2 separate regions of the Mus musculus genome follow, and region 2 is linked to region 1. The links are chromatin loops, found by intact Hi-C in ENCODE. Cell type or tissue: left cerebral cortex. All regions are shown on one strand.

Region 1 (8,000 bases):
AGTGAGCTTCACCCTCAGGAGCCTCAGGTCAAACACCACCACCATGAAAGAAAAGAGAGAAGGGAAAAATTAAGGCCAAACATGGTGCTGGTGCTGGCGGGGGAATTACATATCATTCCTTAAATATATCACAGTATTTTAGTCAATGAAGTCACCAAGATTTGAGGTAGAGTCAAGTTAATGGAGGGATTAGAGTTATGGAGACTGGGGCTAGGGAGGCAGGGGTCATGGACGCTGGGGTCAGGAAGGCAGGAGTCGGGGAGGCTGATGTAGGGAAGGCAGGGTTTGAGGGAGCTGGGCTCAAGAAGGCTGGGATTAGGAAGGTAGGGGGCCAGGACTCTGGAGTCATGGAGGCAGGGCTAATTGAAGTTGGTCTCCTTGTGAGCTGGATAGAACTAGTTCCGCTAGCTTACTGGCCTCCTCACTCATTTGCCTTCTCCTTGAGAATCTTCTCAAGCTCTTGGCCAGAGCAGGGTGATAGCTTCCTGTGAGTTCTGAGTTCACTGGAAGCCACACTACTTACCAGGTCAGTTGGCACCTATTCTGGAAACAATGCCAATATCACTCAAACAAAGACAAACACCCTGTGTAAAGTTAGGGCACAGATAGCTGGGAGCCTTCTTTCTGACTGTTACGGCTAATGGAAGGCTTCCAGAGAGTCGCTGTGTACTGGGAAGGGCCGGAGTACCACCCACAGCAATGGCTTTTTGCTCAACACTCCTGTTTAATGTGGAAGTCTCACAGGCTTTTAATGCAGGTAAGCTGTAACTGCAGATGGACTGATACTCCCGGAATGGTGAGCTCATTTGACTTAAACACAGGATGCCAGGCTGGGCCAACAAAAGTTCATCATGTGGAGTTAGAGCACTCATGGCCTGTGGCTTTCTGGGATCTGGCCATTTCCTCCCCTCCTGCACACAAAGGGGTAAAAGGGGAATAAAGGAGAAGAGATAGAGACACTGGGAACTCTGGGTCTCAGCTGTCTGTGCTGGGACCATGTGTGACAATTGGCTGGTGTATGAGTTCTACCAAGAACAGGGGGGGCCAAGAACAGGAGAGAGAGCAGACTCTCTCCTCGCAGCCAGTCTTGCTTTGGGGGTTCCCCGAGGACTTGGCTATCAGTGTCAACTAAGTGTTGGGCACGATGCTAAGTGGGCTGGTTATGTCAGGCGGTCAGTGCCTGCATCACTGATGCCCATGATGAGGGCACTCCTCAGGTAGGATGGCAGAGGGAAATGTGGTCGAGCCAACTCCTTGAACAAGGAGAGGATACCCTACACACATAAGGCTGTAGGGCCCTAAGCAGGGTAGGTTTTGGTATCAGTGGCCCAAAGATCCCATTCTGGCCCTGATTTCTTTTTATCCCCGCCTTCTGCCTAGCTGGCCTCGTTCCAAATCAAGCTGTCCCCCAGGTACACACAAAAGAGCTGCTGTAGTTCCAGGTTTCATATCGAAGTACCACCCCGCCCAGGAAGGAGAGTTTGATCGGTTCCAACTGTTCACACAGAGAATCACAATGGGGCCCCTGAGGTCAGGTGCCTACCCTTCAGTGCACACATGGGGCTGGGGAGAAAAAGATGTGCCAGGTTACAGGGGAGGGATGTGAACTGTGGGTGCTGGGTACATATGGTGACCTCTGCCACCCAAAGGTCATATATGAGTATGACCTTTTAATAAAAAGCTCCATCCTTTGGGCTTATTTCACAGACAGGAACTTAGAAAGTTTAGGGTAAGAGGAAATTTGGGCTGGCCAGTGCAGTAGAGTTTGCCTGAGACCAGAGTCTGGAAGGGGTGTGGGAAGACCGGGGTGCTCACCAGAAGCTCCATTCAAGACATGTAGAGAACACGCCAGACACCTGAGGGGTGTGTCTTAGCGGACTCACCCAGACCAAGAAGTTTCGAAAGGCTGAAATGGGCGGATTGATTGTATCCGCTGGCTTCCGGGATCTCCCAGGCTCCTGTAGCCATTTACAGAAAGTCAATGCCACCAGAATGATTCATGTTCTTAGGAGCATGTATGAATCGTCTCTGGTGGAACCCCGCTGACTGTCATCTGGGGACAGAAGGTCACATCACACCTAAGCTCAACAGGGCATCCCTGCCTCCTCCTCCTCTGCTGGCGGTCAGAGGATTTACTGGCTTCCTCATTGCCCCACTAAGTTCAACAAAACCTCTGAATGTCAGTCGCATGCCGCTTCCTTTTTATCACTCACCTGGTCCTTAGGTGGGTCCAAGCTCTGGAGTAGTGGCTGGGGAGCCTGGCAGGATGCCAAGGAAGGGCTTGCAGGTGTTCTGGCCCTGCCGTGCTGTTCTAGACAGCCCGAGTGAGCGAGCGAGCGAGCGAGCGGCTGCCTTCTGGCGACTCACTACTCAGCTGCTCACACAGACTTCACGATCATCTCCCATATCCGGCTTCAGGCTAAATCATTCTCACTACAGTGTGAGTGGCTGTGGATGGCTTTCCACGGTACCTCTCAGCCTCTCCGTTGGCATCACTTTAAGTGTTGTCCCTTTCTCCCCTCCCCCTCCACTCATCTGTGGACGTGACCTGAAGCAGCTCTTCTCGGGTTCAAAGTTCCTTCAGTATTTCTGTTTTCAAGGAAATTCTACATTCAGTGTCAGAGTACATTTGCGTGTTAGCATCAGACAGCATGGAAGTGGCTTCCCTCAGAGGGACCTGGTTTACTCTAGGGCCGTGTGTCTCATCCTATGGGTTACAACCCCTCTGGGGGTTGAACAAGGGTCAGATCATCAAAAAGCACGAATATTTCCACTGAGATTCATAACAGCAGCAAAGCTGCAGTTATTAAATAGCAACAACAATAATTTTATGGTTGGAGGGTCACCACAACATGAGGTACTGTACTAAAGGGTTGCAACGTTAGGAAGGTTGAGAACCACAAGTCTAGGGACAGATCCGTTCTGCTTTTCCAAACCCTGTGGCTCTCTTAGAGATGCCGTAGTGCACTACATCAGCAGGAGAGGCAGGGACTCAGGGACCCTTCGCTCTCTCCCAGGCCCTCAGGTCCCAGTTAGTAGGGAGTGCCTCAAGGCAAGCAGAGAGTGAGTCCAGAGGCTGCTCTGAGCTCCAACCTGGGTCAGAGACCCTAAGTGAGCTTCAGAGAGGCACAATAAGATGTAAGGGTAAATAAAGAGAGGTAAAGAAGCTGGCGGCAAGGGTCTGAGCCTGCCATTCACAGCCTCCATACTCCCCTGGGCAAGCCCTTCTAGAAAGCAAGGGAAGTTATGGGATGAGGTCTTTAGAAACTTTGCAAGGTCAAAGATACACCTGACCATGGATCCCACTGTGATTCTCTGTGTGAGAATGGAACAGATCAAACTCTCCTTCCTGGGCCAGAACCCAGTGGGTTATGTGTCAGTGTCCATAAGGTCTTTGGGAGGTCATCTGGCCTTGGGGTCAGAGTTCCTAGGCCAAGTGTCAAGGGGCGCTAACTTTACGGTGAATACTCACTTTGCCTACAGTAGCCACACTTTCAGGTTGGAAACTCGGGTGGATATTACAAGCTTTGACCCTATTGGCGTTTCATGAGAGGCTATCTCATCCCACTCAAAGGCTATCTGCCATGTTCCTTCCGGATCTCCACTACCTGTGTTCCCACAAGACTGTTTGTTTGCCCTAACTCCCAGGCTTGCTGAAAGAGGCCTTATGAGTAAAGCAGGCGGGCTTGTGGGTCCACCCTGGTGTGAAGAGCCATTCCTCCTCCCCCTCCCCTCCACTATCATCTCATCCTTACTGACCCCAGATCGGGCGGGTGGCTTAGGATGTATGTCCCAAGGGGCTTGTTTTGTAAGAGTGGCCTTGCCATTGCAGCTGGAGCTGCCTGGGCCTGGTTTATGGGTAGCCCTCTGCTGCCACCTGGTGTCCATTGTCTGCCACGCACCCTTTCTACTGGACTTTGGCGTTGCAGATGTGCGCATGCTCCTGGCTGTTGCACGAGGAGTCCCTGGGGTGGGGTTACATGTGTTAAGTGTGTGTGTGTGTGTGTGTGTGTGTGTGTGTGTGTGTGTGTGTGTGTGTGTGTGTGTGTGTATTTTGAGGAGGATATTGGCACCCCTAAAGTCCTGCTGGTACTGGGCCTGACATCCACTCATGAACAGTGCTTTTTAACTGGGCACACCGCAAATTGGCAGAAGCAGCGCTGCACCTGGAGGTTCCAACCCCTTGATAGCAATGGGGGAAAGTGAGTCCCCACGCCTCCTCCTCTGTCCGTGGCCGTGGCCTTAGTGACTTTTTCGGTGGTCTGGCCCCCCATGGAGCGCATCAGTTCCGCTGAGAGCTGTAAAGGATGGAGGCCTGCTTGTGGGTGGAGTTGCATTCTCCTGGGGAGGAAGCCAGTGCAGAAAGTGTGCAGTAATGAATGCCCTCGCTCGAATCCTATGATTTAAGGCCACAGCGCTTCCTCACTGGGAAGTATAGTTCAAAAGAAATTACAGGGTGTGGGACTTGGGATGCTCTTCTGTGATCCTCCGAGAAAGGAGGATGGGGAGTTTCAGGCCAGCCTGAGCTACATAGTGTGACCCAGTCTTAAGAAAAATAACAAACAAACAAACAAACAAACAAATAACAAACAGAGGTTGGTGTTGTAGCTCAGTTGGTAATGTATCTTACTTAGCATGCAGGAGGCCCCGGAGCCTGGAGTCTGAGCACTGGGATTGTGGAAACAGGAGAATAAGAAGCTCAAGGCAAGAAGCTCAAGGCTATCTCCAGCTACTTAGCAAGTTTGAAGGCATCCTGGGCTACATATGAGCCAATCTCAAACAAAACAAAACAAACAATCAAAACAAAGACAAAAAGCAGATCAGTATCTGGGGAGAGGGGGGCAGGAATACAAATTTCTGTGAGGCTAAACTGGTCTGTATAGCAAGTTCTAGGCCAGACAGAGCTATATAGTGAGACCCCGTCTTTTAAAAAGTTAATCAGTTAAAAATTAAGTGAGAAGACACAAGATGCCTTTGCTGCCCTGCATGTTGGGTGACTTGAAGATCAGGCAACATCAAGGCCCTGGAGTCGGAACCCTCAGCCTTGGCATAGAACAGAGAGAAGGAGAGAGAAGAGGTGAACGCCCGGGACCTAGAGGGGAAGAGCTGCAGAAATGGGCTTTTATTTTAAGCACCTGGTGAGAAATTTTTATTAAGGGGAAGGCATGGGGCATGACCAAGTTCAAAGGTCCCCTGGCAGCAAGAAGGTTGGTGGGAGGGGGGAACACGTAACAGGTGCATGGCCTTGATGCACTCTGGGGTGAAAGGCTCAGGAGAAGCTGGAAGTGGCTTTAGAGTTCACCATAAAGGCTGGGGATTTGCAGGGAGTGGGAGCCAATGAGGCTCAGGGCCAACTGCCAGGTTTGAGCTGGAATCACCCACAGGTGTGATGGGATCCCGGCCAGGACGCTGTTTAAATGGCCCTGTTTTTGAGCTTGGTGTTACATTCTTCACATTATCTCAGTTACTGAGCATAAAAACCCAGGGCAAGGCGGCCCTTATCTGCTCTGGTGGCACGCTACCAGCTGTGTGAGTAAGGCTTTATTGCCCCTGTTCAAGGCACAAGGAAGCTGGCTGGGAGGTGACAGGGTTGCTGTTTTGGCAGCAGCCAAGGGCAACAGCAGTGACTTCATCTCAGGTCACACAGCACAAGTGTCGGGTGTGCGCAGTTTCAGTATTCAGATGCAACTCCCTTGATGGACGCTCACCAATTTCAAAGCATACAGTCCCACGGTGTTCGGTGTATTGATGGTGCTACACAGCCATTCCCACAACATTCACACAGCTTCTCTCCCCCAAAGAAACTAAGGGGCTAAGCAGGTAGCCCAGTCAGAAAAGCATCCTGCATAAACACAAGGACCTGAGTTCAGGTCCCAGGATATGTGTAAAGGCTTGCATGGTGGCACATGCTTGGGATCCCAGCTCAGGGAAGCAGAGGAAGGAAGATGTGGAGCTGCTCTGTGCAGCCAGCCAGCTCAGCTCAATCAGTGAGCTCTAAATTCAGTGAAAGACCCTGTCTCAAAAACTAAGGTGGTCAGTATCCTGACCACACACATGCTCGCGCACGCGCACACGCACGCACGCGCACACGCACTCACACAAACACACACGTGCATACACATGCATACACAGGAAACCATGTACCTTTTAGCAGTTACCCAGCTCCTGATGGCCACTGAGCCTATGGCTTTTAGCTCTCTGGCTACATCACATATATAGCCTACCCAGTGTGTGGACTTTTGTACCCACCGAATGTCCTCAAGGCCCATGGAACATTTCTGTCTTGTGAAGGAGTGGCAGTCCAAAGTGTGGCGTGGTGTGCCATTTTCGTATCCTGTCATCTGTCGATGGGTGCTGAGTGGTCCCTACATTTGAACTCTTACGATGCTGCTCTGAACATTCATGGGGAAGCTCCTAGTTTTAATTCCTAGCAAGTGGGGGCTGGAGAGATGGCTCAGTGGTTAAGAGCACTGACTGCTCTTCCAGAGGTCCTGAGTTCAAATCCCAGCAACCACATGGTGGCTCACAGCCATAGGTAATGAGATCTGATGTCCTCTTCTGGTGTGTCAGAAGACAGCTACAGTGTACTTATATATAATAAAGAAGCAAATCTTTAAACCAACAACAAAAAATGCCTAGCGAGTGTGTGAGAGTATGAATGGGGGGAATTGTATATACGGGGCTCGTATTTGGAAATCAGAGTACAGACTGGGGTATCCTCAGGATATCTTCCACCTTTTGTTCAAGACTGAGTCTCTCACTGGCCTTGAACTTCACCAAGTAGGCCACACTAGCTATCCTTCAAGCTTCTGTGTAGTCTCCTGCCTCCATCTCCCATCCTGCTGAGCAGTGATTATAAGTATGTGTCACAGTATCCAGATTCTACATGAGTTTTGGGTATTCAAATTCAAGTCCCTGTGCCATCTGGACAGCTCATGTTTCCAATTCGTTGGGTACACCCCGAGCGGCTAAGTTATCAGAGAATTTAGGTTAGCTTTTTCAGAAAATGCAAACATGTTTTTCAAGGCAGTGATTTCAATGCATACCCATCAACAGGGTAGGATGCTCTCAATTTGACCACACCCTCACCAGCCCTGTTTTGCCCATTTGTTTCTGTTGTGGGAGAGCAGGGCATGCTCATAGGAGACAACTTGTAGAAGTCCATTCTTTCCATCACGCTGTTCCCAGGGATCGAACTCATTGTCAGCCTTGGTAGCAAGTGCCTTCACCCACTACGCTGTCTCCCTGACCCAGTTGTCTCTTGTCCCTAGAGAATGTGAGGTAGTGTCTCTTGCTGGCTTTGATTTGTATTTTCTAGTAACCAGCATCCTGGAAAGTCCTCATGAACTTGTCGGTCATTTCTACATCTTCTTTGGAGACATTTGTAGTTGAGCCTTTTGCCTGTTTTTATTGATTTTTGCCTGTGGGGGGGGGCACAAGTGCATATGCCCATATGTGTATAAATGCATATGGAGGCCAGAGTGTTCTTCTTCATCTTGAGTGCCCTTCCTCGGGAGTCTTGCTTTTTGAGGCAGAATCTCTCATAAGACTGGAACTCGTGGACTGGGCTAGCCTGGCTGACCAGTGAGTCTAGGGACCCACTTGGCTCTTCCTCTCCAGTGTTGTGAATACAAGTGTGCACTACTGCACACTTGTTTGTTGTTGTTGTTTTGTTTTCACATGGGTTCTGGGAATTGAACTCAGGGCCTCATGCTTGCAGAGGAAACAATTACTACCCAAGCCAGGTCCTTTGCCTGTCCTGAGATGGATAATTTGTCTTCATTAGTTAGCTTTTTGGGTTACTGTGACAAAAAAAAAAAATCTGACAGAAGCAGCTGTAGGAAGGAGAGGTTCCTGGTGGCTCACACTTTCAGGGGACACAGGTTGTCTCTGTGGGGAAGGAGGGGCAACTTGGGTGGTGGGAGCCTGCAGCTTGGCCTGGACCATTCACAAGATGAGGAAGCAGAGGCTCACACCCAACCATTAGCAGCAGCCTGAGA
Region 2 (8,000 bases), 250 kb before region 1:
TTCATGGGCACCTCTATGGCTCCCTTCTGTTCCTTAGATAGAAAGTCACCTATTTAAAAAAAAAAAAAAAAAAAGCCGGGCGTGGTGGCACACGCCTTTAATCCCAGCACTTGGGAGGCAGAGGCAGGCGGATTTCTGAGTTTGAGGCCAGCCTGGTCTACAAAGTGAGTTCCAGGACAGCCAGGGCTACACAGAGAAACCCTGTCTCGAAAAAACAAACAAACAAACAAAAAAGAAAGTCACCTATCCCATGGTGGATTGCCACATAGACAGGCTGTCTCCTACCCCTCTTCTTCTTCCTCCTCTTCTCCTTTTTTCTTCTTTTTGTGTATGTATAGGGACATATTCTTATGCATGTGCAAGTACATGTGTGAACATGCCTGTGTGGGTGTGTGCCTGTAAAGGTCAAAGGGTAGTTTAGGGTACCATCCTCAGGCACTATCTACCTTGTTTTTCTGAGACAGGATCTTTCACTGGTCTAAAACTCACCAAGCAGTCTAAGCTGGACAGCCAGGGAGCCCGAGGGTCCATTCTGTCTGCCTCCACAGGACTAATTACAAGTGTGTAATTAAATTTAAATTTCATTTTTATTATTTTAGAATTTCACACGTGGGTATCCTATAGTTACATCACTTACACACCCTCTTTTCCTCCTCCAACTCATCCCTTCCCTAGTGCCCTCTAGGATTGATGAGTGCCTCTTCTGTATTTATCTTACACATGTGTGTGTGTGCACATGTGCATGTGAACACACACACACACTTACAGTCCATTTAGCATTGCTCATAGGTACATATGCTTAGGGCTGTCCATGTGGGATTGGATAACCTATCAGGGGGCTCATCCCCAGGGAAGACTGATGCTCCCCCTCTTACCAGCCATCTACTGTGGCTCTCCATCAAGGAGTGGGGCCTCGTGGACTTGTCAGTATTCCTGTGTGAACCCAGGCATTGCTATGGGGTCTGGGATTCGAACTTAGGTCCTTGTGCTTGCACATTAAGCACTTTATCTGCCGAACAATCTCCCTAGCCCCTTTCTGCCTTTGTGAGACATGGTCTCATTATGCAGCTCAGGTAAGCCTTGGGCTTGGTATCTTCCTGCCTCAGCTTCCTGATGGCTGAGATAGTAGGTAGGGCTACGACACCTGGCCTAACTTACCCTTTGTGGGCATGCTGTGGGTACGTGGCTGATTTCAGCTGGGCTGGTCTTGCCAGCCCTGCTCTCTGTCATATAAATATAGGCAGTAAGTCCTGCTGTGTCTGATCACTGATAATGCTCTGGAATTGTGGGATCTCCAGCCAAGTGACCATGAAGTGGAGGAAGCAGATAGCTAACCTAAATGACATTTCTTTGCAAGGCTGTCCTGGGAAGCAAGGGTTCACGCATGGCGTGTGTGTCTGCTTCAGGCCTATTGTTTTCCACAGAGGAAAACTCACTTTTCATATGTACACAGTACACTCTGATTCCTGGCCAGGGAGCTGGCTCAGGAAGTGGTCCTGAGGGAACAGGCAGGGAGGCTTCATCTCTGATCTCTCACGTGCTGCTCTGTGCAGCTTCCAGAACTGCCTTCCCCGTTCCCTGTGTTCTCGAAGCCAGGCTCAGCAGCTCTGGCTTGATGCGGTTTGGCAGGAGCAGAGTTCCAAGACTTTAGGCTTTGAGCCCTAGCCCTGGGTTCCTCTCTCCTGACAGGGGTGAAAAGAAGCGAGCAACAGCCGCCCTTCCCTGTGGGGTCTGCTTGCAGCGTGAGCGCACCTCCTTTCCTGATGGCCTCTCTGTGCAGATTAGGACAAGCTCATTGTCAGGGGATGAGCAATTTTGTTCTTGTCAGTTTATCTTGGACTTTTCCTAAGACACTTGCTTGGAAAGGAGAAAGATGATGTTGAGATAAATCCTTTTATTTAGAAGAGGATGATGGGACTCTGGAGATGGCTCAGTTACTAAAGCGCTTCTGAGTTCAATCCCTAGAATCCACATAAAATAGGTGGGTGTGGTGGCACATGCTCCTAATTCCAGCAGAGGAAGGTAGACACAGGCACATCTCTGGGCAGCTGGCTAGCCTAGCCTAATTGGTCAGCCCTAAGCCAGACAGAAAACAAGATGGACAGAAGCTGAGGAACAGCAGCTGAAGTCACTGTGGGCCTCCATACACATGCGTAGAGCTATGTCCCCATACATACGCATCTGTGCGCACACACACAAGTTCATGCTTAGCTGATAAGATCTGAGACAGTCAGTTGTGTTCCTAGTCGGCACCTATTGAAGGCTCTCTGGGCTTTTGCCCAAGGTTTGAACTTGTGGCTTCAGTTTCCTTTCTTGTCCTCTGCCGAAGGCAACAACACACATCAGAAGCAGAGCCAGCATCCTAGCCTGTCGTGTCTCCATGATGACAGGTCATGTCATCTTCTCTCTACCACCTGCATAGGGATGAGAACACTGAGCATTCTGGATATGTGCAGCCAAGAGAGCTGGCTCCTGCTGCTGGGAGCATCCTCAGAACACTCAGTATGTGGGGGTCCTTGTGTCCTGAGGTGACTTCCATGTGCCCTGGTGGGTGATGGGGTCCTGAGCTAGATAATGGTGCAAGCACACTTGTGTATATGATCACTTAGATACAACTTCGGGTGTGTTAAAATGTCTTTGGAGAGAGTTGTGTACATTGTGACTGTGATGACATTCTCTGGGCTTCAATGTCAAGTGAGGGTAAGAAGACCTACTATACAGCAAAGCCCATATGTGTATGATTGTTAGAGTCATCACCATCAGCATTAGTATCACCATCTCTCCATTGCACTCCATTAATACGGTCCTCACCATCATCCCACCATCACCATCATCCCCACCATCCCCTTCATCCCCTTCATCCCCACCATCTCCTTCATTCCCCACCATCCCCTTCATTCCCCATTACCATTGCCAGCATCAGCACAGTTACCAGCACCACCATCTCTAAATTTGTAAATTATAATTAAGTGAATCTATGTAAGTATGGGCATGGGTACATGAGAGTGCCTGTGGAAGTCGGAGTCATTGGATCCTCGTAAGCTGGAGTCAGAGGCAATTGTGAGCCCCACAACATGGGTTTGGGGAGTAGAACTCTTGTCCTCTGTAAGAGCAGTGTTTGTTCTTTTTTGTTGCTGTGTTGTTTTTTTTTTTTTTGAAACAGGGTTTCTTTGTATAGCCCTCCCTGTCCTGGAATTAGCTCTATAGATCAGACTCAGAGATCTGCCTGCCTCTTTTAACATACCAAGTGCTGAGATTAAAGGTGTGCACCACTGTGCCTGGCTTCAGTATTTACCCTTAACAGCTAAGCCATCATCTCTCCAGCCCCATCGTTGCCACTGTCACTTGTCACCATAATTGCCATCATCATGACACTTCCATCTATTCTTCCCTCTGTCCTTTGGCTGGGTGGCCAGGCAGCAACTATCAGTGGGCTTCTCCCTATCTCTTCTCTTCATTCCTCAGAGACTGGACCTGCTGCCAAATGCACTTGCACACAGTCCCCCACTGTGACTCAGCACTTAGGAAGTGCCAGTGTCACCATGAGACCACTTCAGGAGAGCCTCAGTTAGTTGGCAGGCTGCTGTGGACTTTGAGACACCCACGCTCAGAAGGAAGGTCTCCAGAGGCTGTTCTATACAAAAGAGCTCCCCAGGGCCCAGTCTAGGGAAGGCTTTTGTCCCTGGTTCTGGAACTAGCATCAAGTGTCCAAGTTGGGGGTTGAACCAGGTTGTCACTTCCCCACCACCTGCCCCTTCATGACCCCTCTGTGCAGAGTCAACATGCTCTTGGCAAGTACCCCAGGTGGCAGCAAGTATGCCCTTCTGGTTAGTGTCTCCATCAGAGGCCAGCAGGCCCTCACCCCTCCCACTGAAGCAGGGCAGTTACTGCTTGGCTAGAGTCCCAGCATCCTCAAAATACAGCTCCCAGGGCACTCAGAAGCCCTGGGATGCTCTGGGAAGGAGGTGGAGACTCTTGGGGCTCCATCCTTTTCCTTCCCAGGTGTTTGATGGGTGCCCCAAGAGGGCGCATGACTGAGCCCTAGGGGCCAAGCAGTGTGGTAATTAGGAAGCATTGCGTGTTTGCGGCATGTGTTGGGCCCTCGGCTGGGGGCCTCATTACCTGAGCCAACAGAAGGGCTGCCAGGTGCATCACCCAGTAGCTGGGTTCTCTGCTGCTCTAATTAAAATCTCCCGGCCTCTGGCCTGAGCCTGGCTCCCACAGCTGTCTCCTGTTATCTGTGTGGTCTCACTTCCTCCCACCCGCCTATCTCTGCAGCTTGTTTTTGCACAAATTGGCTCTGGGCCTCAGGTGATGGGAAAAACACGCTGTCTGCCGAGTCATATGCAGCCAGGGGAGCTGGCTCCCGCTGCTGGGCGCATTCTCGGCCCCCTTCCTTCTCTCCAGCCTGGCAAGGGCTTTGAGGCTCTGTGCTTCCCTTCCAGGCAGTGTTGAAAAACAAAATTAGCATTTTTGTAAAAATACGAAGCCTCATTTTGAAGAGAAGCTTAATGGCCTACAGAATCAGATTCGGTTTTCTTCTTCATGAAGTCAGGTTTGCCCTGGGCTAAGGTTAGCGAGTCTTTGGCTGTATCCAGGGACTTGGATAAGAAATGGAATCTGAAGTTGGAAACTTGCCTTAATGATACTAGCTCCATGTTCTATCATCTTTTCTCTCTCTCTCTCTTCCATTCTCCCTCCCTGCCTCCCTTCCTTCCTTTTTTTCTTATTTGGAAGCACGGGGAATTGAACCTAGGGCCTTGTACATGTTAGATGAGTACTCTACTGCTGAGCCATACTCTGGCCTCTCACTGGGGGATTCTAGGCAGGTGTGAGGAATATAACTTTTCCTTGTTTAATTTTAATTTTGAGACAAGTTCTTGCCAAGTACGGGAGGTAGGCTCTGTAGTCTGTTGGCAGACTTAAGCTTTCCATTCTGCTGTCCCAGATAGCTGGGCTGAGAGGCCTGAACCCCATGGCCCTGTAAAGGGTGTTCATTATCTTGAAGGGCCTCCTAGCATCTCTCCTGAGGCTGGACTGTTCATGTTACAGAGGTTAAGCAGGCTACCTTAGGTTGCCTGTATGAACAGTTATAGCCTTTTGAAGAGAACAGTAGTTTTCCTCATGTCTAGACTTTTCTAGCAAGTGGGTCTTATGGAGGTGGTGGGTAGAATGCCCTGCAACCACAAGGTAGTGCCACTGTTGTTGGAGAATGTTTCTGAAAAGGATCCTAGAGCTGCATTCGCCCAGAGTATGGCAGTGATCCAGTGTAGCACTCAGGTGCTCTTCCTGACTGTGGCCATCCATGTTTGTGTGGCTCTTGCCTGTGACCTTGTCTGGTCAGGAGAGCTAATATTAACTGGCAGGATCTAGAATCACTAGGGGGCAGATCCCTGTCTGTGATGGAGTAGATTAGGTTAACCGAGGTGGGGAGATCCACCCTGAATGTGGGTAGAATCATCCCATGGGCTGAGGTCCTGGACTGAACAAAGAGGGCAGTGAACATCTGGAGTCATCTCTCTCTGCTTCCTGGTGGCACCTTGTTGTGTGATCTTTCTGGATATCACAAGCAAATATCTACTGTTCTAAGATAGGCTACCAATGGCAGAGCTAAGACACAATTACATCAAAGTCCAACTTTGTGGACCAATGAATTTATTGGGGTTACTTACGGGAGTGTAGGTGGTGAGTTACTTACAGGGGCAGGTGATAGGTATTCTCTGGTGACAAAATGAGCCAATTCAAGCGGAATTAAAGTATAAAGACAGGTTTATTAGGGGGCAGTTCTTGGGCAGGTTCACTGACCTCACCAGAGGAGGTCAGTGAAGTCAGTGTGCAGACAAGGAGACAGAAAAGTGGGGAGTAGGGAGCAGAGAGAAAAGAGAGAGCCAAAATGTCTGGATTATATAGTGAAGTGCCTCTGGATAAGAGGAAGCCCAGTCCTGGGCTGCAGACTTCAGTGTAGAGGGCAGGGTATGCTGGGAGAATCTGGAGACCAGGTCTGCCTTGATGTGTTAAAGAGGCACCTCAGCCTCTTGTCCCACGTCTGAATTCCCTTTGAGGGACCATTTAAAGGCAGGTGCATCATGGAAAGCCCATCCCAGCATGTATGACAGCTGTTCAAACTTGCAACTCTGGAGCTCTCCAAATAACTTGCAGGCAGCTAGACAGAAGAGTCAGTCTCTTCCCTCCCCAGCAAGCTTTATTACTTAAAGCAACTCGCTCCTCCAAGGTTTTCTTAATCTTGTAAATTTCAGGGACTTTCTGAGACTTATAAGTTGTTTAGTTTCTGAGTCTTCAAAAACCTCACTCCAGGATGCAAGTGTTTCAGAATGCAATGTGACCCCTGCCTCACACTTCTGTGGATATGCCTTCCATATCATGATGGTCCATAGACATGTGAGCCAAAAATAGACCCTTCCATTCTTAAGTTCCCTTGTCAAGTATTCTGTTACAGCAACAAGAAAGTTACCAGTACAGTGCTTAATGTCTTTTAAATTTCTAGAATTCCATAGGGTGCCAAGAGTCCCTCTCTGAGCAACTCATCTTCTTAGGTGAGTGAGCAGTATTGTAAGGGGTAAAAAGGCTCTGTTCTCTCAGCACTTGTGTGAAGGGGCAGGAGATGGGCTTTTCTTCGGAAAGAACCTCTGCAAGACTCTGAGGCAGCTCACATAGGTCCAAGGGTTTCCTCTTTGCAGCTCAGCAGGTCCAGGCCCTTCGGCTATAGGTTTTTGTAAGATGTTCTCTGGTAGTGTGCTGGACCATTGTAGCCCTTTTCAACCTCCTGGTGATTTGGTCCCAGAAGAGAGGCCCTGGTTCTTCTAGGTACCCTAGGTTTTCCCTTGTCTCTGTCCATTAGCTCCAATGTGTAAAAATATTCCACTTAGGTCCAGTGGCTTGTTAGGGATGCACTAGTGGGCTATGGATGAGGGAGACTATAAGGAAAGCCCAAGCAAGGGGTCAGCAGTTTGGGCTTGGTGTGTCTTACCTCTAGAGGATCCCATGCCACAAGTGGCTTCTTCACATTCATGTGGATGACCCACTCCCACCTCCATTTGTTAGGGAGGGAAACAGGAGGCTTCATGGCTTCTTTAGAGCTGAAATCAGACTTTCTGTGGGTCCTAGATACCTGACAGCTCCCTGGGCCAGCATCCTAGGACATTTCCTGTCCCCCTGGCTAGGCTGGCCACTGTTGGGTGAGCTGCTGGTGCATTACTGCCTCTTCCACTGATAGCATAGTCCCCACATAGGACACAGAGAGCTGGCATCCCTTTGCCTATGGACCCAAAGCTTGTGACAAACCTAGAGTCTTTAGGGACCCTGGATCAATGGTTTCATGGACTCATCCATGTGGCATCTTGGATATAACTGTCCCCTTCACTCCCAAATTTGTTATGTGTGACCAAACACATCCGAACCTTCGTCTGCTCACACCAGATGGGGAGCTCACAACAGACCAGAGTAGACTGTACAAAAGTCAACTCGGTGAACCAATGAATCTTTATTGGAGTTACCAACAGGAGTACGGGTGAGAGGTCGCTTACACGAGCAGGGCTGACTCAGAAGCAGCTGTATCACTGACAAGTTCAACCCAGCCTTGGAGACACTCACAAACACAGCAACCATGGAGCCCTCTGAAAGATCTGCAGGCAGCTCAATGGGTCCAGGAATCTCCTTCTGGCAGCCTCCCCCATCCCCCTCCCCGTAACCTCTCCCTCCACCAGTGTCATCCCTCTGCAATTATTTACTTTGTCTACAAAGCTGGGGAGGGGCCTTGAGAATCTTGGAAATTCCCACTTTTCCCACACTTGTGTTTTGTTTACCTCTGGAGTCTCAGGAGCCACCCCTCCCCCACCTCTGAAGGAAACTGCTAGAATTTCAAGTGTGAAGACTCAGTCTAGGGGTGGGGGTAGAGGTACAGGGCAGATTCTCACCAGGAGGAAAGCCTTCTGATCAGAGGAGGAGTTCCTAGCAGGAGCGGAGGTGCTGGGCAGTACAGA

The links. Peaks named below come from ENCODE experiments on the same cell type or tissue, not always from the same donor. Only the 100,000 strongest peaks of a DNase experiment are listed, where the experiment ranks them.
Region 2: a loop joins it to region 1, with 3 times the contacts of the local background. A loop is called at or near these places in 2 of 42 quality-filtered maps.

What each region holds. Positions count from the first base shown.
Region 1 is chr5:138,844,152-138,852,151 of GRCm38, reverse strand. No RefSeq gene overlaps it. Among named protein-coding and RNA genes, the nearest start is that of Gm30206, 23 kb to the right of the region's middle. In left cerebral cortex, a CTCF peak has its summit at 3,871 (motif pointing left); a DNase peak (open chromatin) is centred at 3,880.
Region 2 is chr5:139,095,431-139,103,430 of GRCm38, reverse strand. All of the region lies in intron 4 of Prkar1b (protein kinase, cAMP dependent regulatory, type I beta), which reads left to right. Among named protein-coding and RNA genes, the nearest start is that of Prkar1b, 30 kb to the left of the region's middle. In left cerebral cortex, no CTCF peak of the experiment used is centred here; DNase peaks (open chromatin) are centred at 3,554 and 4,329; H3K27ac peaks cover 1,582 bases.